3 separate regions of the Homo sapiens genome follow, and regions 2 and 3 are each linked to region 1. The links are chromatin loops, found by intact Hi-C in ENCODE. Cell type or tissue: PC-9. All regions are shown on one strand.

Evidence for each region. Peaks named below come from ENCODE experiments on the same cell type or tissue, not always from the same donor. Only the 100,000 strongest peaks of a DNase experiment are listed, where the experiment ranks them.
Region 2: a loop joins it to region 1, with 7 times the contacts of the local background. A loop is called at or near these places in 30 of 110 quality-filtered maps.
Region 3: a loop joins it to region 1, with 6 times the contacts of the local background. A loop is called at or near these places in 30 of 110 quality-filtered maps.

What each region holds. Positions count from the first base shown.
Region 1 is chr4:8,469,506-8,477,505 of GRCh38, forward strand. It overlaps TRMT44 (tRNA methyltransferase 44 homolog), which reads left to right. Exons shown (of 11, transcript NM_152544.3): 10 at 1,579-1,695; 11 at 6,267-7,050. The coding sequence ends at 6,496. Among named protein-coding and RNA genes, the nearest start is that of TRMT44, 33 kb to the left of the region's middle. RefSeq lists an enhancer at 1,760-2,408. In PC-9, no CTCF peak of the experiment used is centred here; a DNase peak (open chromatin) is centred at 3,526; H3K27ac peaks cover 1,689 bases.
Region 2 is chr4:8,530,200-8,538,199 of GRCh38, forward strand. No RefSeq gene overlaps it. Among named protein-coding and RNA genes, the nearest start is that of GPR78, 46 kb to the right of the region's middle. RefSeq lists enhancers at 3,837-3,976, 4,057-4,196. In PC-9, no CTCF peak of the experiment used is centred here; DNase peaks (open chromatin) are centred at 2,272, 4,212 and 7,172; H3K4me3 peaks cover 1,208 bases; H3K27ac peaks cover 5,346 bases.
Region 3 is chr4:8,542,912-8,550,911 of GRCh38, forward strand. No RefSeq gene overlaps it. Among named protein-coding and RNA genes, the nearest start is that of GPR78, 33 kb to the right of the region's middle. RefSeq lists an enhancer at 1,612-2,299. In PC-9, CTCF peaks have their summits at 4,305 and 6,198 (motif pointing left); DNase peaks (open chromatin) are centred at 4,580, 5,330, 5,700 and 6,060; H3K4me3 peaks cover 1,388 bases; H3K27ac peaks cover 4,270 bases.

The sequences.
Region 1 (8,000 bases):
GTTTGACCTTTAAATTCCCAGGAGATGACGGGCACACAGATGTCAGCTGTGCCTGGGATGGACGGCTTTCGGTGGGTGAGGAGGAAGGAGGAACAGACCTGGAGATGGAGAGCGGGGATGGGTGAGCGGTGGGCTCAGTCCTGCCTGCGCCTTGGAACTTGGGAATCAGGGCACCTAACAGGCTCTGGACCCCCGTCCCCTCCAGATGGGTGTCCGTGGGTCTGGGGCTTGTTAGGGACTCTCCACGTGGCCTTGGCCTCTCAGCCCACTGCCTCCCTCCCGCCCACAGGCGGCCTTCAGGGCCTTTGGTCGCCCCCACCCAGCCTGTCCTCAGGCAGGCACCTCTGCGTTTCTGTGCCTGTGGGCCATGTGTGGCTCTGTCTCCAGGACCTCACCCATCCTAGCTCGGCGTCTGTCCCTGTGGGACACTGCTGAGAAATAGGGTAGGAAAGGGCCCTGCCCTCAAGAGGCTCCAAGTCCTGCCTGGCTAGGAGTCAAGACCGCACACGTCAAAGGATGAGAAACCAAGAGGCCGGATATGCCAGGCCAGGAGGCACCCATGGCTGAGTGTGAGATTCCCTGTTATGGAGTCCATGCTGGGCCAGAGCCGGGGCAACAGGGAAGGCTGACTGGGACAATATGTGATCTTTTTTAAAACACTCCCGCTCCTCTCAGAATGGATTTGAGACAGCCGAGAGGTGGACTCAGAAGGTTGGCCAGGCTGGGTGGGCAGGATTCTCGCAGCAGCTGCGACAGCGGCTGCCAGCACCAGGCTCCTGGGTCAGGAGTGTGGTGTCCTGATCCGTAGGGGTCTGACAGGCTCAGCTGCATACAGACAGGCGCCGTCTCCTCCGCTCTCCTGCAGCTTGGGAGGGTGTGGATAAGATGTGAGGTGCAGCACCTGGCAGATAGGAAGTTCCTGGCAAATACATGCAGGAAAACCAGCTTTCATTCATATCCAATTTGATGTTTTGGTAATAAATGACTTTAATGTCACCAGGTTTTCTGATTAGAGCATTTTGAAATACCTGCAGGCTCTCAAAGCAGAAATTCGAATGGGAAAGAGACCATCACTGTGGTGTCTGTGCTGTTCCTTTTTTTAGTGCCTAGCATGGCCTTGCTGGCCACCCTAGAGCCGGTAGCGCCAGGCTGGCTGCCCCATGGTTGGAGCAGCCACTGGGAAGGCTCAGGCCCCAGGCTTGCCAGCTTGGCCTTCCTTCTTTAGTCTGAGAAACCCTGGCTCCAAACAGCCACCCCCCTTCATGGGTCACCAGTGAGAAGAGCTTGAGGTGACCACCCAGAGCAGGCAGCATCACCTGACGCCTGGCCCTGTGCGGGCATGGGGCATGTGTGGGGCTGCGTCTTGTCAGGCTGTGCCACCTTAGCTGGGTGGGGACGCCACGGCCCTCACGGTTTGGTGCGGTGTGGTGTGGGTTAGGTGAGATGGAATCGTCCTTCGTGCTGGAGTGCATAACGCGTGTGAGTGTATGGAACTGAAATGGACTGTTTCTGCCTGTGTGACAGGTTCGTAATATTTTGCTGTTGTTTTGGGGAAAAAAAAAACCCGTTTTTCCACAGAGAGCCTATCTCTGGCAGAAGTAGCCAACGAGCTGGACACGGAGACCCTGCGGAGGCTGAAGCGGGAGTGTGGGGGCCTGCAGACGCTGCTCCGGAACAGCCACCAGGTGTTCCAAGGTACGGAGTCCGCCTCTCCCCCGCCGTTCTTTCCTTCTTTTTCCCCCTTTTTTCAGTTAAATAATGTTTTATTTTAGAGTGGTTTAGACTCACTGAAGAATCTGACAGAAGCAGCAAGTTCCGCGGTGCCCCACCCAGCTCTGACGTGGGTGGCATTTGACCTCAGGGTGGGACGTGGGTCACCCCGTTCCCTCCTTGCTCCTCTGGACCTCGTCCCATGCGATGTCCCCAGGCTGGTCTCTCTCCCCCTATGCTGTGCTTGCTGACGCCTCAGCTCCACTTGCTCCACGCAGGACAGAGCAAGTCGGGTAGCCGCTGGCCGGTCCCCTGTTGGCTGGGGGTCATTGTTTGGCGTCATCTTTAGCTGCTGCAAACTGAAAGCATCCTGAGCCACAGAGCCAGGGTGGGGAGTGGGAAGAGTGAGCCCTGCCCCACAGGCGGAGGCCTGGACTCCTGTGGCCCTCGCCCCACGGGCCTGGGCAGGCGGAGGTCCTGGTACCCAGTTCCCCTGCTCCCCAACGCCCTGTGACTCCAGGACTGCCAGGGTATGGGGAGGCAGGAGGGCCCTCCACCCGCTTGTCCATTCACTCAGCCCGCAAAGCAAGGCAGACACATCCCTGGCCTTCTGGAGCCGGTGGTGCAGTGAGGGAGGGGGGAGATGTAGCAGGTGCTCACCCAGGTGCCAGTGGTGTACACACTTCCATCATCTGCAGCTTCCAGGTGTGCACAGAGGGGGCAGGAACAGGGCAGGGAGCCATGGTTTACCAGCGCCAGCGGCTGGGGAGTTTGCCATAACTTGCTTTGTGGCGCTTTTTTTTTTTTTTTCCTCTTTCTGTAAGTATTTTAAAGCAAATTCTAGCTAGCATGCTATTTCACCCCTAAGTACTTCCACGTGCATCTTTAAGAATAGTAGGTGTCTTCTTGTGTCACCACCATGCCCTAAGCACACATTTCTGTGAGTTGTGATGTGCAGGGAGAACTGGCCTGGCCCGAGTGGGCTCAGGAGGGCTTTACTTAGGAAATGACACTTGAGCTGGGCCTGGAAGGAAAAGAGGAGTCAGGAACAGAGAACAGCTTTAGGCAGAGCGAACAGCATTTGCAAAGAGCCAGGGTTGGGAGGAGTAAGAGTGGGAGCTGGTCGGGTTACAGCCGCCATGACCAGGAAAAGGACTGGGCCTCTGATGGGTAGGGATGACACCGAAGTCACAGTGGGAAGGAGTGGCCTGGCTTACACCCTAGCTTCTGGGTCCCCTGCCCATGAAGTAGCCGTGGGGATCAGGTGCAGTACAGTGTCTGGCTCTCTGGGTGTGTGAGAGAGCACAGGTGTGTGTGCCATTCCTCATGTGTACACAAGAGTGCAAGCGTGTGGGTTTGTGCACACACACACACTGCCTTTGTGTGCCTGCCTGCTCCTGGAGAGCTGAACTTGGCTTTCAGCTGAACTGGCCTCTCTAGGTGAGAGCTGCTGTTGGGTGGGGGGCCGGTGAGCATGGTTGGAGCCTGTGTTTCTCGGGGCAGGCGCAGAAGCGTGTCCCTGAGGCTGCCCCCAGAGTAGACACTGGGCCTGCAGTGCTGGCTGGGCTGGGCCTGCTGGCTGGGCTGGGCCTGCTGCCTGGAGTCTGCTCTTCCTTGCATAGAGCTTTAGGCAGTTAGAATACTTCCCACCTCCACGGGGCCTCTTTCTGTCTTTCCCAACACTTGTTTTTGTTGGTTTCCTGAAATACTGTCTTTTTCACCCATGATGAGTCTGCTTGTATGTCAGTGTTTTTCTGTGCAGGTCACCCTGGGGGGGCAAACTTGTTTTTGGAAACGCTTCTGAGTAGGAGGCCTGGGAATTGGGTTCCAAATAAACATTCTCCTCCAGTCATGCGAAAACTATGCTCTGAAGCTGGGTCTTATCTCTGTATGAGGTTTAGGTTTTGTTTTAAGCTAACGTGGCTAGTCTCAGAAAATGTTTATGAGAGTGAGGAATTGGAAATGTTTCCAGATGGCTTCAGGTCAGCCAGCCCTGAGCATGACCCATGAGGGCCACAAGGGCCAGCCCTGCCTCTGTCCCTGCCCCTTCCTGAGGCCGCCAAGGGGCGGCGCGCTGCATCCATGCTGGCTGGTATGGAGCCTGGCACCGTGCTGCCGGGTACACGCGGGGCCTCATCTCATCCTGCACTCATGGCAGAGCAGGCCTTTCCTCCTTGAACATGTAGACAAGTCTCAGAGAGGTCAGTGCGCCGGCCCGATGTCTCCCAGTGAGTGGAGAGGCCACGCCACAGTCCGGGCCAGGTCTGACCCAGCACTGGCACCCCTGAGCCTATGGCATCATCCGAGGACTGTAATCCTCAACCCGTTCCTCAGAGCAACTTGGTGAAAGGGAGTGTCTGTCTGCTGTCAGAAGCAGTGGTGGAGATGGCGGCTCCTGTGCTGAGGTAGAGTCCCAGGGGATGCGCACGGTAAGGAGGGAGGAGGCGGCAGGAACTTGGGTGGAGCAGACTGTGGCTCTGTGGTTCCATTTCAAAATGAGGAGCACATTTCCAGAGGAGGAGAGTCTTTCTAGCTGTTGGTTGTCTTTCTAGCTGGCTAGAGCAAGTGCCTCTGGAAGGCCGCCCCTTCTGGCACCTGGCCAGATGGGGGCTCAGGTGTTAAGAGGGGCGGCCGGGAGCTACCTGCCATGTCCAGGGTTGTAGACACGGGGAGTGGGTCAGTGAGGCTGGGCCAGCCTGGAGCCTGCCTGCGCCGTTCGGGAGCCTCATCTCTATCATCAGCGCCCGCTCCTCAGTCCTTAGACACCCTGCAGGTCCTGCTTCCAAAACATGGTTGGGTGTGCTCTTAACTCCGGAGCCGCGTGGGAGGGCCTGCCGCCAGCTGGCCTGTCACGTTGTGGTGGGGAAGGGGGTGCCGAGGCTGGCTCTGAGGGGAATCTGTACTCAGCCTTTGGCCTCAGTGATCCCCCACCCCCCATTCTCTTGACAGGTCAGGGCATCAGGCCAGAGGCCCCTCACTGTTTGGGATCATGGGGAGTTGGGGGGAAGCTCTGGCCCCTGGGGCTCCTCCTGAGCACCCTTTAGAGGGTTCCAGGTCCCTCAGTGGCCAGGATGTGCCCTTCTGTGCTGCGCCAGGAGGTGCTGCTGTGGGGACATGGGCAGAGTGTCGCGGGACTGCCTTAACAGGAGACTTCAGGTTAAGAAACCTCAGCTCCAATGTTGGGAGGCGAGACAGAGAGGCAGCCGTGGGAGGGCAAACAGGGTCAGGCCTGGCCTTGGCGGTGCTTCCAGCCAGGCTGTGAGGGTGAGCCCCCAACTGTGGCGCCGTTCTCTGGGCTCATTTCTCTAGTTTCAGGGGAAACTGTAAAACATCAGTCTGTCAAAAGCACACAGGCTCGTTATTGCCACACACAAGGTGATTTGAAGGCAGAATTCGAGCTTTAATTCCTACACTTTCAAGTTCTCTTTGGAAGTCGGTGAGCCAGACTTCCTCACTGAGGCTCCTTTATTCCCCCGAGCCTTCTGTCGTGAGCGGTTTCCTAGCTTCCAGCGAGAACCAGGAAGGAGGTGGTTGCTTTGGCCATGTTTCACGGGGAGTTGTTGGATTCCCACAAGGAAACGGCCAAATGGGAGCGTAGGGGGGTATCTCGGCCCAATTTGGGCGGCGGGGTCAGGAGGCAGCCTAGAGGAGGCCTGCGAGGCCTGGGACCCAGGTGACGAGCGGGCCCACAGCAGCCCTCTCCTGGCCCCACCCCACTCTGATGTCCCTCCAGCTCCCCAGTTTGGAGATCAGCCCTGGCCATTGGGTCCCAGTGGCACTTTCAGAGGGGGTATCTAAACTACTGCACATAGGCAGGTCCCCCTTCGTGTTCCTGTTCCAGAGCTCATTGGCCTCTGTTACTCCACACTTGCACCTGGAGGGGCTCCGGTTGGGAGGCGCATGTAAACCCAGTGCACCGGGACGGCACCAAGGAGCAGAGGCTGCCCTGCACCAGCCCCGTCCTTAGACTGCGTGGAGGGACCTGCGCCTTGCCCCTCTTTCTGCCCGTAATGCTGACACAGTCCTCAGAGGTCGGGGCTGCAGCACAGATGTTTTCTCGTGTTTCGGCTCTCACACCGTGGTCCCTCCTTCCTCCACTCAAGTGATCCTTCTAAAATGGTGGCTCTGCAGGACCTGCCTCTCAGCCAGAGGGAAGGTCGGTGGCCTCAATGATGAGGCCACAAGGGACCCAGCTCTGTCCTCTGCCCTCCCCTCTGGCTGTCCCTCGAATGTGGCCAGTCCTGGTGCAGTCTGTCCTGGGACACTCGGGTTTGCTGCTGCTTTGCCTAAAATGCTCTTCCTGGGTCTGCGCAGGGCTGCCGCTCACTTCCCGCAGGGCTCACCTTCCCCGGCCTTGCCTGAAGACACATCCCATACCTCAGTCACTCCCACTGGAGGCAGACTCACTGTGACCAGCAGGAACTCTAGGCTGTGTTCCGGTTGTATCCCTGACCCTGGATTGGCACCTCCCGTGGCGTGGGAGCTAAAGAGAGGCTGGTGAATTAAGGAACTTTCAGGTTTACTTCTCAGTGTGTCTTCTCTGTTCCAAACCACAGTTGTGAATGGGAGAGTTCACATCCGCGACTGGCGAGAGGAGACACTGTGGAAGACAAAGCAACCGGAAGCGAAACAGAGACTGCTCTCTGAAGCCTGCAAAACCCGCCTCTGCTGGTTCTTCATGCATCACCCTGATGGCTGCGCTCTGTCCACGGACTGCTGCCCGTTTGCCCATGGGCCTGCGGAGCTGCGGCCACCCCGGACCACCCCGAGGAAGAAGATTTCATGAGCTGCATCCTTGCCAGCCGAGGCCTGGTTGGGGAGGCCAAACCAAGGAGAGCTTCCCCAGCAGTCGTCAGTGCTGTGGTCTCTGCTCTGGCTGTGTTTCAGCCCACCTCCTCCCAGCTTTCTCCACATCCTCACAGTGATGAACCGTATTTCATAAACATCACACGCCAGAGAAGCCACAGTTACTCGGAAGCCCCCAGCTGACTGCCTGGCTTGTTTCAGATGCAGCCGCTTGAAACGTGCGCAGCATCTTCATATCATAAAGATTGTGCACGGATCCTTACAATGTCTCCTGGGGGAGAGCGGCTGAGGCTGCCTTGCACAGGCCCTTCCCAGGGCGCTGTCCGACGCCTGCCCCACCATGTCCACATCTGTGAAGAGGATGGGGCTCCTCGAGAAGTAAGACCGTATCTGCCAGCGTTTCTCACCACACTGGAGAGCAGCTGCTCTGGAGCAGGGATCCACCAGATTGGTATTTTTAAAAAAGGTGTCAGGCTTGCTATGTTGAGGTTGTTTTTAGAGTTACAGAGAATAAAAACACTCATAATTTCCTGACATGGGCCACTCTAAGTGGCATGAAAAAAAAATCCTAAGTGAATTGTTGACAGGGCTTTAAAAATGTAAATATCACAGATGACAAAGGTAAGACCTACACCTTCCTCCCTCCTCCATGAGACCCTCTCCCCAGAAATACTGCAGCAGTCCTTTTTAGTCCTTCCAGAAAAAAAAATCCTGATTTGTTTCTCTTTTATTTTTATGAAGTGATAGGGTCTTGATCTCTCGCCCAGGCTGGAGTGCAGTGGCAAGATCATAGCTCACTGCAGCTTTGAACTCCTGGGCTCAAGCCATCCTTCTGCCTCAGCCTGTCAAGTGACTGGGACTGTAGATGCACGCCACCATGCCTGGCCAACTTTTAAAATTTTAGAGGCGGGGTCTCGCTATGTTGCCCAGGCTGGCCTTGAACTCTTGGGTTCATGCAGTCCTCCCACCTCAGCCTCCCAAAGTGCTGGCATGACAGCTGCGAGCCATGGCGTCTGACCCCCGATGTTTCTATTTAAAGTTATTTCTATGGTTTTATACAAAAGGTCACATGCAGTCCACACTGTTCTGCCGTTGACTTTCTGCAGTGTACCCTGGTGCCTCTCCATTGGGTATATCTGCCTGATTATTGGCAGCAGCCGTGTGGCATTCCGTGGCAGCGCCGCACTCATCACACCTGAGCAGTGAGAATAAATGGGCATCTTCTCTGAAGGCACCTCAGCTCTGCAGCACCACGGGGCGGCGCTGCCACGGGCCCAGACCCTGCCCTCTGAGTTCCAAGTCAGTCCCAGAGCGCAGATCCCAGGCTGAGGATGTGCCAGGAGGTGCCTGGCCCTGGAAGTGTCCACCCTTCATCTTACTGGGAGACTGGCGCTCCGTGGCCCTTTGGGGCAGGCCCCAGTTTGTCGAGCAGCTGCAGCTCTGACTAGTGAGGCACAAGGGAGCTCTGCTGAGGCCTCTGGGGT
Region 2 (8,000 bases), 61 kb after region 1:
AAGCAGTCCACCTGCCTTGGCCTCCCAAAGTGCTGGGATTACAGGTGTGAGCCACCACACTTGGCCCCAATGTTGTTCTTTTTTAAAGATTGTTTGGCTATTGGGCTTCGTTGCAATTTCACATGAATTTTAGCATCAGCTTATTCATTCTGTGCAACACACCATTGGAATTTTGATAGGAACCACACTGACTCTGTAGGCTGGTTTGAGGAGTATGGGCATCCTAATAAGTCTAGTCTTCTAATCTATGAATACAGAGTACCTTTCCATTTATTTAACTCTCCTTTAATTTCTTTCAACAATGTTTTGTAGTTTTCAGCGAATAAGTCTTGCACTTCTTTGGTTAAATTTATTGAGTATTTTATTCTTTTTGATGGTATTGATGCTATTTTTTTCTCAATTCCACTTTTGGGTTGTGTGTTGCTTGTGTACAGGAATCCTACTGACTTCATATATTGATCTTGCATCCTGCAAAATTGCTCAGCTGTTTATTGGCTCTAATACGATTTTTTGTAGCTTTTATAGGATTTTCTACATATAAGCTTGTGTCATCTCCAAATTGAGAGTTTTACTTCTCCCTTTACAATCTGCATGTCTTCTAATTATTTTTCTTGCCTAATTGCCCTTGCTAGGACCTCTAGTCAGTGTAAACCAAACTGAGAATGGGTGCCTTGCTTTCTACTTGCTCTCACTGGGAGAGCACCCAGTCTTTCACCATAGGGTACAAGTTAGTTGTGGATGTTTTGCAGACACTCTGTCAGGTTGGGGATGCTGCCTTCTATCCCTAGTTTGTTAAGAATTTTTATCAAGAATGGGCATTGGTGGCTGGGTGCGGTGGCTTACGCCTGTAATCCCAGCACTTTGGGAAGCTGAGGTGGGTGGACCACTTGAGATCAGGAGTTTGAGACCAGCCTGGCCAACATGGTGAAACCCTGTCTCTACTGAAAATACAAAAAATTAGTCAGGCATGGTGGTGTGCGCCTGTAATCCCAGCTACTTGGGAGGCTGAGATGGGAGAATTGCTTGAACCTGGTAGGCAGAGGTTTCAGTGAACCGAGATTGCACCATTGAACTCCAGCTTGGGCAACAAGAGCAAAACTCTATCTCAAATAATAATAATAATAATAATAATAATAATAATAATAATAATAATGAAGGGCAATTGGATTTTGTGTTCATTTTTAAATATTTTCTTCACTGCTGTTCATGTTGAATAATTGTATTGCTTTAGCTTTCTTTTCTTTTCTTTTTTTTTTTTTAAAGGGACAGTGCCCTGCTCTGTTGCCCAGGCTAGAGCACAGTGGCACAATCATAGCTTACTACAGCCTGGAACTTCTGGGATCAAGCGATTCTCCTGCCACAGCTTCCAGAGTAGCTGGGTCTACAGGTATACACCACTATACCAGGCTAATTTTTTTATTTTTATTTTTATTTTTATTTTGTAGAGATAGGGTCTTGCTGTGTTTCCCAGGCTGGTCTTAAACTCCTGGCCTTAAGCATCCTCCCACCTCAGCCTCTTGACGTATTGGGGTTGCAGGCATGAACCATCATGGCTGGCCCATTGGTCTATCTTCAAGTTCACTCACCCGTTCCCGTGTCATTTTTGTTCTACTATTGAGCCCATACAGTGGGCTTTCACATTTCTGATTACTTCATTTGAAAGTTCTGCATTTTTCATGTGGTTCTTTGTAGCTTCTGTTTCTTTGCTGACATCTCCTATCTTTCCTCTGAACTCAATAGTGTTCACCTCTTCCTCTTGGATTACTTCTGCAACACTTGCTTTAAAGTTTTCATAAGCGAATTCCAACATCCGGGTCATCCAGGTATTGGCGGCTGTTGATTGTCTTTTCCACATGAGCTGAGGGTTTCCTGGGACTTCCTGGGCCACATCATTATGGGTTACATGGTGGACATTTAAAATTTTATGTTGTTAGGCTGGGCAGTGGCTCATGCCTGTAATCCCAGCATTTTGGGATCTTAGGAGGCCAACGTGGACGGATCACCTGAGGTGCAAGGCTATTTCAAAATATGTCAAATAAATATATTTTGGGGTAAAACGCTTCAATTTCTTTCAGGGCCTGCTATCTGTCGTGTGATGCTGTACTAGAGTCCGGCTGGAATTTGATGCCTTGTTGCTACAAAAAGTCTGAAGGTCTCCTCTGTTTTAATGTTAATGCTGGTCAGCTGTGCCTGAATTCCAAAGGGGGGAGGGTAAAATGAAGCATGTCTGACCCCGCTTCCCATCACGGCCTGAACTGGTTTTTCAGGTTAACTTTGGAATGCCCTGTCCTCTCTTGGCAGAGAGGAGAGGCCCATTCAGTCAGTTGAGGGGCTTAACATTTAATTTTTAGTTTACATCATCCAGTGTGACCTAGGGCCACACCCCAAGATGGCAGAGTCCCCACAACCTGAATCCCTAAATGACTGAGTGGAGCAGAGCACCCTGCCCCCACCACCAGGAACATCAGCACTGGGGTGGGGGTGAGGGGAGGTGGGAGATAAATGTTCATCACATGAAGCTGCTGAAGTTTGGGGTATTTTTTGTTATATTATTCCAACCAAGTCACTGGCCATTCATTACAAAAAACATTTATAAAGAAAGAATAAAATATGAAAAGGAAGGAAGAAGAAAAAAGTAAAGTAAGCCTTAGTTAATCTTTTAGGTAATCTGTCAGGAATAGACATCGAAATAAAGATTTTAGTGTCTGGGCACAGGGGCACACATCTGAAATCCCAGCATTTTGGGGGCTGAGGACGGTGGATCACCTGAGGTCAGGAGTTCGAGACCAGCCTGGGGAACATGGCAAAACCCTGTCTCTACTAAAAATACAAAAAATTAGCTGGGCGTGGTGGCACATGCCTGTCATCCCAGCTACTCAGGAGGCTGAGGCAGGAGAATTGCTTGAACCCGGGAGGCCGAGGTTGCAGTGAACCAAGGTCATACCACTGTAGTCCAGTCTGGGCAATGTAGCGAGATCCTGTCTCAAAAAAAAAAATAAAATAAAATAAAATAAGGGAAATGTTGTGTTAATGTTAAATCAGCTCAATGTGTGTTAATGTTAAATCAGCTCAATGTGCTGAAATAAATTTGAAATTACATATCAAAGTGATAAACTGAAAAAAGGAGATAACCACACAAAACTTTGGGTAAAAATCAATGATTCCATGAATGTAAAAAGCATGAGAAAGCAAGAACAAGAATAAAAAGTGAAAATCCAGAGGCAGAACCTTAAACAACTGGAGGGCAGGTGCAGACATGAAAGTGAGAGGGGCAGGTGGGTCATTCCTGGAAGCACTGAGCATAAACCAGTGTCTGAACAACAGAAAAACCACCAATAGCAGATTTTCTTCTCTTCTCTTATTTTTATTTTTTATTTTTTTTGAGACAAGGTTTTGCTCTGTCACCCAGGCTGGAGTGCAGTGGTGCAATCTTGGATCACTGCAGCCTTGACATCCTGGGCTCAAGTGATCCTCCCGCATTGGCCTCCTGAGCAGCTGGGACTACAGGTGAGCACCACTACGCTTGGCTAATTTTTGTATGTTTTGTAGGGACAGGATTTTACTATGTTTCCCAGGCTGGTGTCAAACTCCTGGGCTCAAGTGATCCACTTGCCTCTGCCTCCCAAAGTGCTGGGATTACAGGTGTGCACCACCATGCCCCATCAATAGCATATTTTCAAAGAATTAAATGAAAGATCCAGGGTAAAGGGAAATAAGAAAGGAACACCAACAGCAGCAGGGGTGGAAGACCTGAACTAGAAGGTGAAATAGACAGACTGTGTCTACGCCAAAAAAAGAAAACAGCTCGCACCCTCTTCATGAAGGCAACAGCACCTTTTATATACAGTCACTGGAGCCATACCAGGACGCAGGGACATGGAGTCAAAGTGTCCTCTGGGAGGCCATAGCCCGTCACCACAGCAGGATGGGTTTGCTTGGTCCTTAGCTGGCTAGTGGCCTCAGGCAGGGGTGGAAGGAGGCAGGGCTGGCTCGGCCATAGACGAACAGGGCCCTAGGCTTGGGGTTTAGTGCCCTGGAGTTGGCAGTTTATCTTTGAATCTGTGTCTTGTGTGTAAAGTCTAAGGGAGAGTGGAGCATGTGCTGGGGACTTGGAGCCTGTAAACTGAAACTAAAATTCTAAGCTCCCCAGCTGACTGAATGGTCCCTCCTCTTGGCCAGGGGAATTCCAACGTAAACCTGAAAAACTAGTTCAGGCCAAGATAGAAGTGGGTTGGACACGCCTCATTATACCCCCTCCCTTTGGAGTTTCAACATGACTGACCAGCATTAACATGAAAACAGAGATCCTGAGGCTGACCAAACAGACTCCTTGTAGCAATAAGATACCAAATTCCAACCTGACTCTAGTATAGCATCACATGACAGATAGCAGGCCCTGAAAGAGATCGAAGCAGTTTACCCCCAGAATGTACCTATGTTGAAATGGCCCTGCAAATTTGTCTCTTACTGGGAAAACCTACAGTCTGTAGAGAATCCTTTTCCCTTTCCAGTCTTTTCCTGATCCAGGAGAGAGTTAACTAAGGAGAGTCTGACACATAACAGGAACCTTGGCTTCCACATTCCCCCTTCTCTTAACAACAAACATTTCCTTCTGTTGACTTCAACTTTTCAGGCAGAGCTTAACCCTGTCAGCCACTTGCCATCAGGAAATCTCTAAATCCACCTATGACCTGTGTATTTGTCTGTTTTCACACGGCTATAAAGAAATATTCAAGACTGGGTAATTTATAAAGGAAGGACGTTTAATTGGCTCACAACTCCACATGGCTTGGGAAGCCTCAGGAAACTTACAATCATGGTCAAAGGTGAAGGGGAAGCAAGGGCCTTCTTCACATGGCGGCAGGAGAGAGAAGGGTGTGTGAAGGAGGAACTGTCAAACACTTATAAAACCATCAGATCTTATGAGAACTCCCTCACTGTCGTGAGAACAGCATGGGGGAAACCATCCCCATGATCCATTCACCTCCCACCTGGTCCCTCCTTAGACACATGGGAATTAATTATGGGGATTACAATTCAAGATGACATTTGGGTGGGGACACAGAGCCAAACCATATCAAGCTGGAAGCCCCTACTTCAAGATGTCCCACCTTTCTAGGCTGAACCAATGTGCACCTTACGTGTATTGATTTTTGTCTCTGCCTGTAATTTCTCTCCTTCTAAAATATGTAAAATCAAGCTGTAACCCAACCGCCTCGGGCACCTGTTCTCAGGACCTCCTGAGACTGTGCCTTTGGCCATGGTCACTCATAGTTGGCTCAGAATAAATCCCTTCACATATTTTACACAGTTTGACTCTTTTTTATTGCCAAGCCTCTGTTTATAGGTTGATACTTGTCCCATGCCTCCTGCCCTCACCTGACAATCACTGCTGCCCTCTGCCCTGGGGCCTGGGTTCAGGGGCAGGGAAGTCAGAGTTGGGATCAGGTGCCTGGCATGTTGAATTGCACAGCAGGGTCCTGAGTTCCTGTCTGCATCTGTCCTCACCCTGTAAGCATCCATGTCCAAGGGAGAGTGACATCAAATAGCAAATTAAAACACCATGACAACTTTAGAGAGAGAGAGAGAGAGATAACTCTGAAGGAAGGATAAAGATTTCCTCCTGCTTTTTGAACAGGAGGCTGTGTGTTTTCATTTTGCCCAGGGTTCTGGGCCTACAGGAAGGCCCCCGAGAGAGCTCTTACAGGAAGCCCCCTGGGTTTTCTCTCCTCCCTTGACTGAGCTCCCCACTGCAGACCCCAGCCAAAGGACCATGGCTGGCCAAAACCAAGGTCCCAGCAATTCAGCAGCAGCCCTGGCAGGCCCTGGCGGGTGATGCCAGCTGGCTCGGCTGCTTCTTCCAGGGATGTGTCTGTATTTTGTCATCCCTCTAGACCATGCACTCTTGGAGACTAAAGACCACGACTCTTAGCCATTTATTCTGCAAGTGTGTGTTAAGCAGCTTCTTTGGGGCAAGCCCTGTGCTTGGCTTGTTGAGGGTAGAGCTGTAAACCAGGGAAATAGGCCCTGTTCTTACGGGGAGGGTAGGCATCAAGCTGAAAGTAGCCCCCCAAGTCCTCCAGTTGCCTGTGAAGGAATAAAGTCTACAAAGGAAAGGAGTCATTTCTGTGTCCCCCACAAACCCAGAGCATGCAGTAGTTGTGCCTGGAACGGCTGCATGGAAACGTGGAAAGAGTGGCTAATCAGAGCCAAGAGAAATGGCACCAGGGCCAAGGACAGGGTCACCATCACCCTGTCCTTGGGCGATGGGACACCCCATGGGAGAAGGGGGTGATTTTAGAAACCAGCACAACTGTCCACTATGGCTGGGGCTTATCCTCGGGTTGGCAGCACGCGAGTGCCTATTCACGCATGGGCCTCCAACACCATTCCAAGGGAGGCATGGGAGCAAGGCTGGCCTTATCTCACCCTGGGTGCCCCACATCCAGCACAGTCCCCAGGAACCAGCTCCCACTGAACACGTGTGGGATAAAGAAGTGGCAGGAACTAAACCGAGGGCTGGTACTGACTGAGGGAAGGCAGACAGGGCAGGGGCCAGACAGGCTCGGCACCCATCCTTTGCTGCCTCAGTCAGGCACCTGCTGAGCCATGGGGGGTAAATGCTCTGCACCTCACTTTTCTCATTAATGAGGGTAATAGAATTTTTGTCCCAGATTTGCTGTAGGATCAAGGAAAGGACATCAGTTGTCTGGCCCCATGTTATAAGATCAAGTCCCCTTCTCCATCCAGGTCTTTCTGGCACACACAAGTACTGGGGGACGAAGGGGAGGAGGGGCCATCACCTCTGGCCGGGACCTGTTTCATATCTAGGAAAGGTCCAGTGATGGAGACAGGAAGGGCAGTCTGGTGGAAGGCCCAGCCTGAGCAAAGGCTGAGAGGCAGGAAAGTACAGGTATTCCTGGGACGCAGAGGCAGCACAGCTGCCTGGGAGATCTGCTTGTGCTGGTGGAGCTGGGGCCTTAGCTCAGCTCTGCTGACTCTCGGGAGATCCTTCCAGAACACTGACCATCCACCCACCCTTCCCACGCTTGCTCAGGTTGGTTTAGCCGAGCCGAGTGTAATGTAATCGGTTGCAGAGGACAAAGGGAGAGTTGGGGCCAAGAAGAGCTCTCATCCTTCCTGTGATTGCTGAAGTCTGGCACACGTTCAAACTGCGGAATGACTCAATCGAAAAGTGAAAGTGGCAGAGTGAGGAGGTCAGTGGCAATGGTTTCACAGAGACTCCTGGACCAGGAACCAGGCTGCCTGCTTCCAGCCCCTCCATTCATTCTGTCTGTCCACCTGCAGACCTTTTGTCACGCCCCATGCTCCATCGCCACTGCTCTTAGTCAGGCATGGGATCTGGGAGCTGAGACCCTCCTAGGGCCTGAAGACATGTTCTTTCCTGATAGGAGAAGGCTGTCAGGGGAAAGGGGAGCTGAGACCCTCCTAGGGCCTGAAGACATGTTCTTTCCTGATAGGAGAAGGCTGTCAGGGGAAAGGGGAGCTGAGACCCTCCTAGGGCCTGAAGACATGTTCTTTCCTAATAGGAGAAGGCTGTCAGCGGGGCTGGGAGCTGAGAACCTCCTAGGGGCTGAAGACCTGTCTTTTCCTGATAGAAGGAAGCTGTCAGGGGAGCTGAGAGAACCTCGGCAGGTGGGGTGAGGTGGGGTCTTGGCTTGTAGGAAGGGCAAATTCTCAGGTGACATGTCCCCTGAGCTGGAGGTCATTGTGGATCAGACCCCGGCCCAATTGCCCAGGGCCAAGCCCTGCCTGGGTGTCAGCATCATTAGCCACGTGTTTCTGGATACCAGGAGGAATGTTCCAGAGACCCCAGAAAAGGCCTCTTCTTGCTCAGACTGGCTCTTTATTGCCTTTAATCTGGCAAACCTCAGGACAAACCTTCCCCCAAGGCCTTGTGGGATGGAAATGGGGAAGACAAAACCCTGGGTTTACAGCCCTGGCCTCCTGGGATGGACTAGATTTGGGAGGCCCAGGGA
Region 3 (8,000 bases), 73 kb after region 1:
CACGCACGCACTTCCTTGGGCTCTGAGGTCATGAGTTCCTTCATGCATTTAGCACTGAGTCAGGCTGGTGGTGTGCAAGGCTGTGGGGACAAAGGGACAAAACATGGACCCTGCCTGCATGGGTTGGCAGCCCTGGACAGGGAGTGGCCAGTGTGGTGAGTCCCAGCCCAGAAGTGTGAGGCTGTGATGGACACTACACTGGGGTTCTTCCCCCAGGCCCCTGGAGCTGGTACAGGCAGGGCACACAGGCCATGAACCGCAGGATGCGTGGGGAGGTGCCTCCGCATCCAAACCACCCACTTCCCCGCCCCTGCCCTGCCAAGGCACCAGGAGAGCCACTTTCCTCCCCTCCTGGACTGTGGGTCCCTTGGGGAAGTGTCACTGATTAAAGCATGAGGCGATGGGCTTCTGCGACCTCATGGCTGTCCCCACTGCCCTGACCCCAGCCTGCGAAGCAGCCCAGGGCAGAAGCATCGGCATTCCTGTCTAGCACCCGGCTCCTGTTAACCTGGATGTCCACCTGTCATTCCGGTTCTTCCCCTCGATGACCCTGTTCACACCCTAGGGTGCAGGCCCTTTCTCTGGAAGGCCTTGGGTTTCTTATGCACCTTGCACCTCCTTTGCGAGCCCCCAGCTTGGCAAGGGATAGTATTGGGGTCTACCTTGGGGGACTGATAGGGTTAGGCTTTGTGTCCCCACCCAAATCTCATCTTGAATTATAATCCCCATAATTCCTATAATCCCCAAAATTCCTATAATCCCCACATGTCAAGGGACAGACCAGGTGGAGGTGGTTGGATCATGGGGGCGGTTTCCCCCATGCTGGTCTCGTGATATTGAGTGAGTTCTCGTGATATTGAGTGAGTTCTCGTGATATTGAGTGAGTTCTCGTGAGATCTGATGTTTTTATATGGGGCTCTTCCCCCTTTGCTCAGCACTTCCTCCTGCCGCCTTGTGAGGAAGTTGTCTTTATTCCCCTTCGCCTTCCACCATGACTGTAAGTTTCCTGAGGCCTCCCCACCAATGCTAAATTGTGAGTCAATTAAGCCTCTTTCTTTATAAATTACGCAGTCTCCGGCAGTTCTTTATAGCAGTGTGAGAACGGACTAATACAGGGACCTAAAAGGTTCTATTGCACCCCTCCCACAGGGCAGGAGGTAAACAGCACCCACCTCTCCATTACCCAGGAAGCCTGCTCAGGTGACTTGAGAGGGCAAAGCTTCAAGGTGACTTTCCATCCCTTTCTGCACAGAAGCAGCTGCTGCTTCCATGGTTTAAAATAAACAGTCTCAGCCTTAACACATCTCAGGCTCCGTTCCTGACCTGGGAAAGCAGGTGTGGCCCCTGTCCTCCTGGAGTCTGGCAGTAAGAGGAGAGCTAAACCCACCATTGTGAATTGTGCTGCCAACAGCCCACATCACACAGGCCATGTGCTGGAGTGGGGGAAAGAGGATGTCTCTGGAGAGCCTGTGTTGGGGCTCCAACAGACCTGGAGGGTCAGGAAGTGAGGTGTCACCTGAGGCCTGGAAGGAGACCCAGCATAGCTAGGCAGGGAGCAGTTAGTAGGCTCATGATGGGAACAGCAAGTGCAAAGGTCCTGTGGTTGGGGGGGGCTGTGGCAGGAATGGGAGTGGGGGCAGAGAGGGGAACAGGGCCTGGTCAGATGGAGCCTCATAAGCCCCGCGGTGGGGTTTGGATCTTATAAAAGCCACAGAGAATCCTTGATGGGATTTAAGAATAGAAGGAGTGAGGCCGGGTGCATATCTAGAGAAATTCTTGGGAGGCGTGGGGGACGGAACCTGAGGCATTTAACACAAGAAGGGCCTGGTGCTGCTTGGGGGCACTGAGGAGGGAGCGTTCAGGGCGATTCTCCGGGTTGGACTCTGGGTGCCTAGGTGGGTGGAGGTGCGCAGTCATGGTGGGGGACGGGGGACTCTTCGCTCCCAGATCCTGGTCAGCACCGCCTTGGTCAGGCAGCCTGGCGATGACGCTGCTCTGCGTGACTGTCCCCAGTGTTATTTTCCCCAGGGCAGTTGGCTTGCACTTCCTGCCCCACTTACATGGGAGTGGAGCTGAGCGTGTCCCCGGCAGTGGGGGCACCAGGGTCTGCAGGACGCGGGGCTGGAATTGGTCCTGGCAGCCCCAGGTCGGTGGCAAAGAGCAATAACTGCTTCCCAAAGGGCTGCTGGAGATTCCTCGAACGCCTAGAGAGCAAACCGCGGCCCCACGGCTTCCTGTGATGGCTGCTCCCTTAGGACTTTTCCCAGCTGCTTGCGGGATTGGCCACATCCGGACTCCACCAGGGCCTTGACCGCGCCCGCATCTGCTGTGTCTCCCAGGACTACAGCAACGGCCTCGCTGAGGTCCTCTGAGCCTCCCCTGCTTTGTTAAAGCCCCCTGAAGCTTTGCATCTCTGGAGGAAGAACTAAAACTCCGTGACCTCGCTTCCTGGGGCGCCCCCTCCCCGGCCTGCCCACCATGGCCACTTGCTATTCCTCGCCCTAACCAGGCACATGGCCATCCCAGGGTGTCCCCAACGGGGGTCCTTCTCCTCCCCGGACAGCCCCGTGCTGTCTCTCGATTCCTCTGTTCTCTGTTCGACATCACCTTCTCGGCAAAGCCATCCCAGACCTCCCTTTTAGAACAGCCCCCTACTCACTCTACCTGCTTCCTTGAGGACCGCAGCTTCCCCACCCTCCCCACTGAAACTCCGCCTTGTCCCCCAGGTGGCCAGGACTTGCTGGGCATTCCTGGCAGGAGACACAGCCACCCCTCATGAAATGCATTCCGTCCTCCCCTTGTGTTCCCCACCTTCCTTTTGGCCTGCCCAACATGCCTTTCCTTCCAGGAATATTTATTTTTCCAGCCTAATCTTCCCTTCCAGGGGTGGGGTAAGAGCAGGACTCTGCGGCTAATGGGATAACACACCTGTGTGGACTCCTCCCACCTCCGTGTGCTGAAGCTGAGTCCTCGTTTAGCCAAAAAGTGATGGGGGCAGGGGTCTCAATCAGTAGAGGCTCACAAGCCAAAGTGTGAGGACACGCCTAAGGAAAACACACGTCCCAGGAGCATCTGTGACCTGCGCGTTCCAAAGAAGGTTTTGGGAACTCAGTATTTAAGGGGAAGGGAGTACTTAAGGAGAGGGAAGGCGGGAGGGGTAGGCAGTGAGGCAGATGCTGACATTCTTGTGAGACTTTGAGTAAATGTACATTTTATGTAAGATAAGGTGAACAAGTGAAGGGAAGGGGGAGAGGGGACAGCTGTGCATCCGGCTCGGGACAGGTGGAGAGGTGACTTCTGATCTTGTCCTTCTGTACCTGGAAAGATACGCTTGCAGTCCATAGGCTGAACGGTGGCCTCCTAAAGATACATCCACATCCCAGAACCTGTGGCCGCGACCTCATTTGGAAAAGGATCTTTGCAGATGTGATGAGACTGATTTGGGGCTCCAAAATTACTAAGTTGAAGGGAAAAGTCAAGCTGGGAACTGCTTAGGGCCAACCTGCCTCCCACTCTACTCAAAGTCACCCCTCTGCTCACTGAGATAAATGCAGATCTGAGTCCTCCTTTGGAGAGGCTGATCAGAAACTCAAAAGACTGCAGCCATTTGTCTCTTATCCACGTACAACCTGGAAGGCTCCTTCCCATTTGGAGTCTTCCCGCCTTTCCAGACTGAACCAATATTCATCTTGCAGATGTCGATCAATGTCTTGTGTCTCCCTAAAATCTATAAAACCAAACTGTGCTCTGATCACCTTAGACACATATCATCAGGACCTCCTGAGGCTGTGTTACGGGCACACATCCTCAACCTTGGCATAATAAACCTTCTGAAGTAACTGAGACCTGTCTCAGATTTTCAGGATGATCTGGTGAACGCTAAATCCTATGGCAAGTGTTCTCATGAGAGACAGAAAAGAAGGCACCAACACAGAGGGAGGAGGAGGCCACACACGGAGTCGGAGGCAGGGAGTGGAGCCGTGTGGCCACAGCCAAGAGACGTCTGGGACTACCAGGAGCAGGGAGAGGCGGGAAGGAGCCTGCCCGCAGAGGCTTCACGGGAGCCAGCCCTGCCATACCTTGGTTTCTGACTCCTGGCTTACTGAGCTGTGAGAGGATGGTGGTTTTAATCATCTCTCACACCCCCTCTTGGGGTAAGTTGTTTGGGAACTCAGGGTGTGGAAGAGGAGGCCAGGCGAAGACCCTGGAAAGGGCACAGAGAGGGGGCCTCTGAGCTTCCATGAGGACATGGAGGCTGGGACTCCATACACGGGTCCTGCGACCTCAGGTTCACCGCATCTCTTTCCTTACCTGTAAAATGGGTGAATGGCGCCCTCTTTGGCCATTTTGAGGATTTGGTAGCCTGTTGCAAACCAAAATAAAATTCCAAGATCCCCCAACCATCTGAATGGACTTCCTCCTCGGCCAGGCTGCTCTAAAGTTTAACCTGAAAGACTGGTTCAGGCCATGAGAGGAAGTGGGGGTCAAACGTGCCTCGTTGTACCCTCCCTGAACGGCTCCTAAGATCTGCACTTGAGATATTTCGTAGACCCTGAACTTGATGGATCAACTGGCGCCACCCAGTTCAATAAACTAGCTCATCTGATCTTGTGGCCCCCACCCAGGAACTGACTCAGCACTACAAGACAGCCTCCACTCCCAATGACTTCACCCCTGACCAGTCAGCACTCCTGGCTCACTGGCTTCCCCCGACTCACCGAGTTATCCTTAAAAACTCTGCACCCTGAATGCTCAGGGAGACTGATCTGAGTAATAAAACTCTGGTCTCCCGCACAGCTGGCCCTGCATGAAATACTCTTTCTCTTTTCATTCCCCTGTCTTGATGAATCAGGTCTGTCTAGGCAGCAGGCAAGGTGAACCCCTTGGGCGGTTACACTGAAAGCCTCTATTTCCTCACCTGTGAAATGGGCTTGTGCCTTTTCTTGGGCTGAGATGGCCAATGAGGTGGCGTTGAGGCTAGTGTCTGGCCCAGGGCCTAGCAGAGCCTGCAGGCTCTCAGAGCAGGGGAGTCTCATTCCCATGAGATCAGGAGGAGGACAAGGAAAAGCAGGGACTCCCTCTGGGGGCAGCGGGACCTGCCCTGTGAGCTTCCTTGTCCTCTAGCTGCATGGCCCCTGGAGGTGTCTAGGACATGCCATGGTTTAGACAGGCTCCCTAGAGGCAACTGCATGACTGGTGCCACACACACGTTAGGCCCCACACATGGAGATGGGGGGCAGAGGGCGCATCTGGACACACACCCTGGGGCTGTCTGGGGTGGGCCCAACAAGGCTTGGTGTTTGTCTTCTGTCTCCCACAGGCAGTGGTTGCCGGGGTCGGCCGCTGCCTTAGGGCAGATTGTTACACGCTCAGGAATGTCTTGCGCAGGCTGATGCTATGCATCAACTCACTGGGGCTTGGGGGTGCCCAGGTAGCTGCCGCTGCAACATTATTTCTGGGTGCCTGAGAGGTGTTTCTGGAAGGGACTAGCATTAGAATGAGGAAACTGAGGAAAGAAGATGGCCCTCCCCAGTGTGGGCGGCATCATCCCATCTACTATGGGTGCAGAGGGAACAAGGCAGCGGAGGAGGGAGGCAGTGGTTCTCTGCCTCCCGGAGCTGAGACGTGCACACCTCCTGCCCGCGGTCCTTGGCACCTGGTGCTCCCAGTTCTCAGGCTGTGGGACTTGATTGAGTCATACAACCTGCTTTCCTGGGTCTCCAGGTTGCAGACGGCAGATTGTGGGGCTTCTTGGTCTCTGTAACTGCAGGAACCAATTCCCATACAAAAATCTGTCTCCTCTCTCCTCTCTCCTCTCTCCGCTCTCCTCTCCTCTCTCCTCTCTCCTCTCTCCTCTCTCCTCTCTCGTATTGGTTCTGTTTCTCTGGAGACCCCTGACTCAGACCTCTGGGGAGGCAATTGTGTCATGGTTGGAAGCTTGGAGTCGACCAAGATGAGAGTGTTTACACCATGAAAATTGGCAGGAGTTACAGAGCAGGGCCATCCACAATTCCTGTCCTTACCAGCCCCCCCACTGCACAGGGAGGAGATGCAGGTGACTCACCTGTGCCCAGCACCTTCTTTTCCTCCCAAGAGAAACTGCTTCCCCTCTCAGAAGCCCGCATTACATCTGCTCTTTTCTGACGCGGTGCCATCTGGCGGATGCGTCTTGCGCACTGCTGACTGGCGGGCCCAGGGAGTGGTCGCATCTCCCGTGTCTCTGGTGTGTTGGGGGGGCTTGGTAGCTTCTGCTAATACATGAGCAGCTTGTACCTCCTTTTTCCCATCACAGTGCCGTAGAGTGGCTGCCTGAACCCCACAGCTGGCAGGCATCAGGGCTGGACAGGAGAAGGCAGAACCCATGACCTACTGGCTCTCTGTCCTGCCCCCAGAGCCCAAACACAGTGTTTGCTGAGTGAGAAAACACGCAGGGCTGAATGAAAGCACCTTGCAGGCCCTTCCTGCCTAAGCTTCTTTGCTTCTGGGCCTGCTGCCTTCCAGGAAGTGTCCCCAGACACTCTTTCCTGGAACCTGGAGGACACGGCCTCTCACTGAAGAGCTCCTGGTTCCGGAATCGGCACCACCCAGAAGGTGGCAGGATTCTGGGCCCGTCGGTGGCAGCAGTCTTGCTCTGTGATGGTTCGCCTTGTGAGGCTGAAAGCCGGCGGCCACCTCTGCATGTGGGGGTGGGAGGCCGGGGTCAGGGAGGTGCATGGAGTTTTCAGATCACAGCCTAGCCCTTATCAGTGGCTGCCCCAGAACCTGACAGTGGGCTTAGCTCCCGTGAGCAGTGAGCCAGGGGGTCTGCAGCCTCCCTGCTGTGGCCTCCTCCTTGGCCTCCCTTGTCCCTGCCCCACCTGCTGCCAACACTTTGCTGTGACAACGATAAAGGCTGCCAAGTTGGGACACACTGCAGGGAGGCTGAGGCCAGGAGTGTAGGCCCAGGGTCTAGGAGTGGGCTCTATCTGCCCTGTTCCTGGGGCTGAGCCTGGCTGGACACCCCCTCCCACCCTACTGCACGCTTCTCTCTTTGCCAGCTGCCCTCACTGGGGACCCTGGTTGGTGGTTTCAGCCTTTTGGCCTGAGCTTTCTAGGAGTTAGCATGAGTTTGGCCCCATTTCCTGCTCTGTCTCCTGCATTCCCTTTCACCTTCTGCCTTCCACCATGGGATGACCCTTCACTAGATGCCAGCGCCATGCCCTTAGACTTCTCAGCCTCTGGAACCAAATAAACTTCTGCTCTTTATAAGTCATTCAGGCTGCAGTATTCTGCTATAGCTGCAGAAAATGGACGAAGACAGCATACCTGTTTGAAGAAATTAACTTCCCCATTATTGCCCGATTTATTTGGAGGAATGACATGTTCCCAAGTCTAATGCCACCTTCCCTGCTGACTAGCATAGGAAAAACATTTCTTTTTCTATTCCTATTTTTCATGGCAAGGGGAAGAACCCTGACATTCTGTGAAGGCACGTTCTAGAGATTTCTACAGTAGGGAAATTGCATGCCTTAAGTTTTGCCCGTAAATTGGGTTAACCTCCGTTCAAGGTACAGCCTCTCATTCCTAATAAGCAAGTGAGTCCATGAGAACTGTGGGCTGTGGGCCTGGGTCTTCCATTTTCATAGAGTGAGTTGTATTTTGAGCTGGACTGGCAGAGACTGGGAGCTGCTCCCTCGTTGCCTGGCCCCCCTTCTTTCTTTCTGACAGAATCCTGATTTTATGCTGCCCCACTGTCAGCCTGGAAAGCAGAAACCCATCCAAGAATTTCAAGCAGGTGGGATTTAGTCCAGTGCAGTGGTCAGAGCATTTGGAAAGGCTGCAGGAGCGAGAGGAAATGCAAGGAATGCTCCAACATCAGAGGCTGCTGCGGCAGCAGGGCTGACCCCGAGTCTGGGTCTGCTGGTGGAGACGCTGTCAGGCCCAGTTCGGGGGCCACTGAAAAGCTGCTACCTTGGCCAGCTGCAGCCACTATCAAGGACATCGCTGCTGCCATTGCAGGT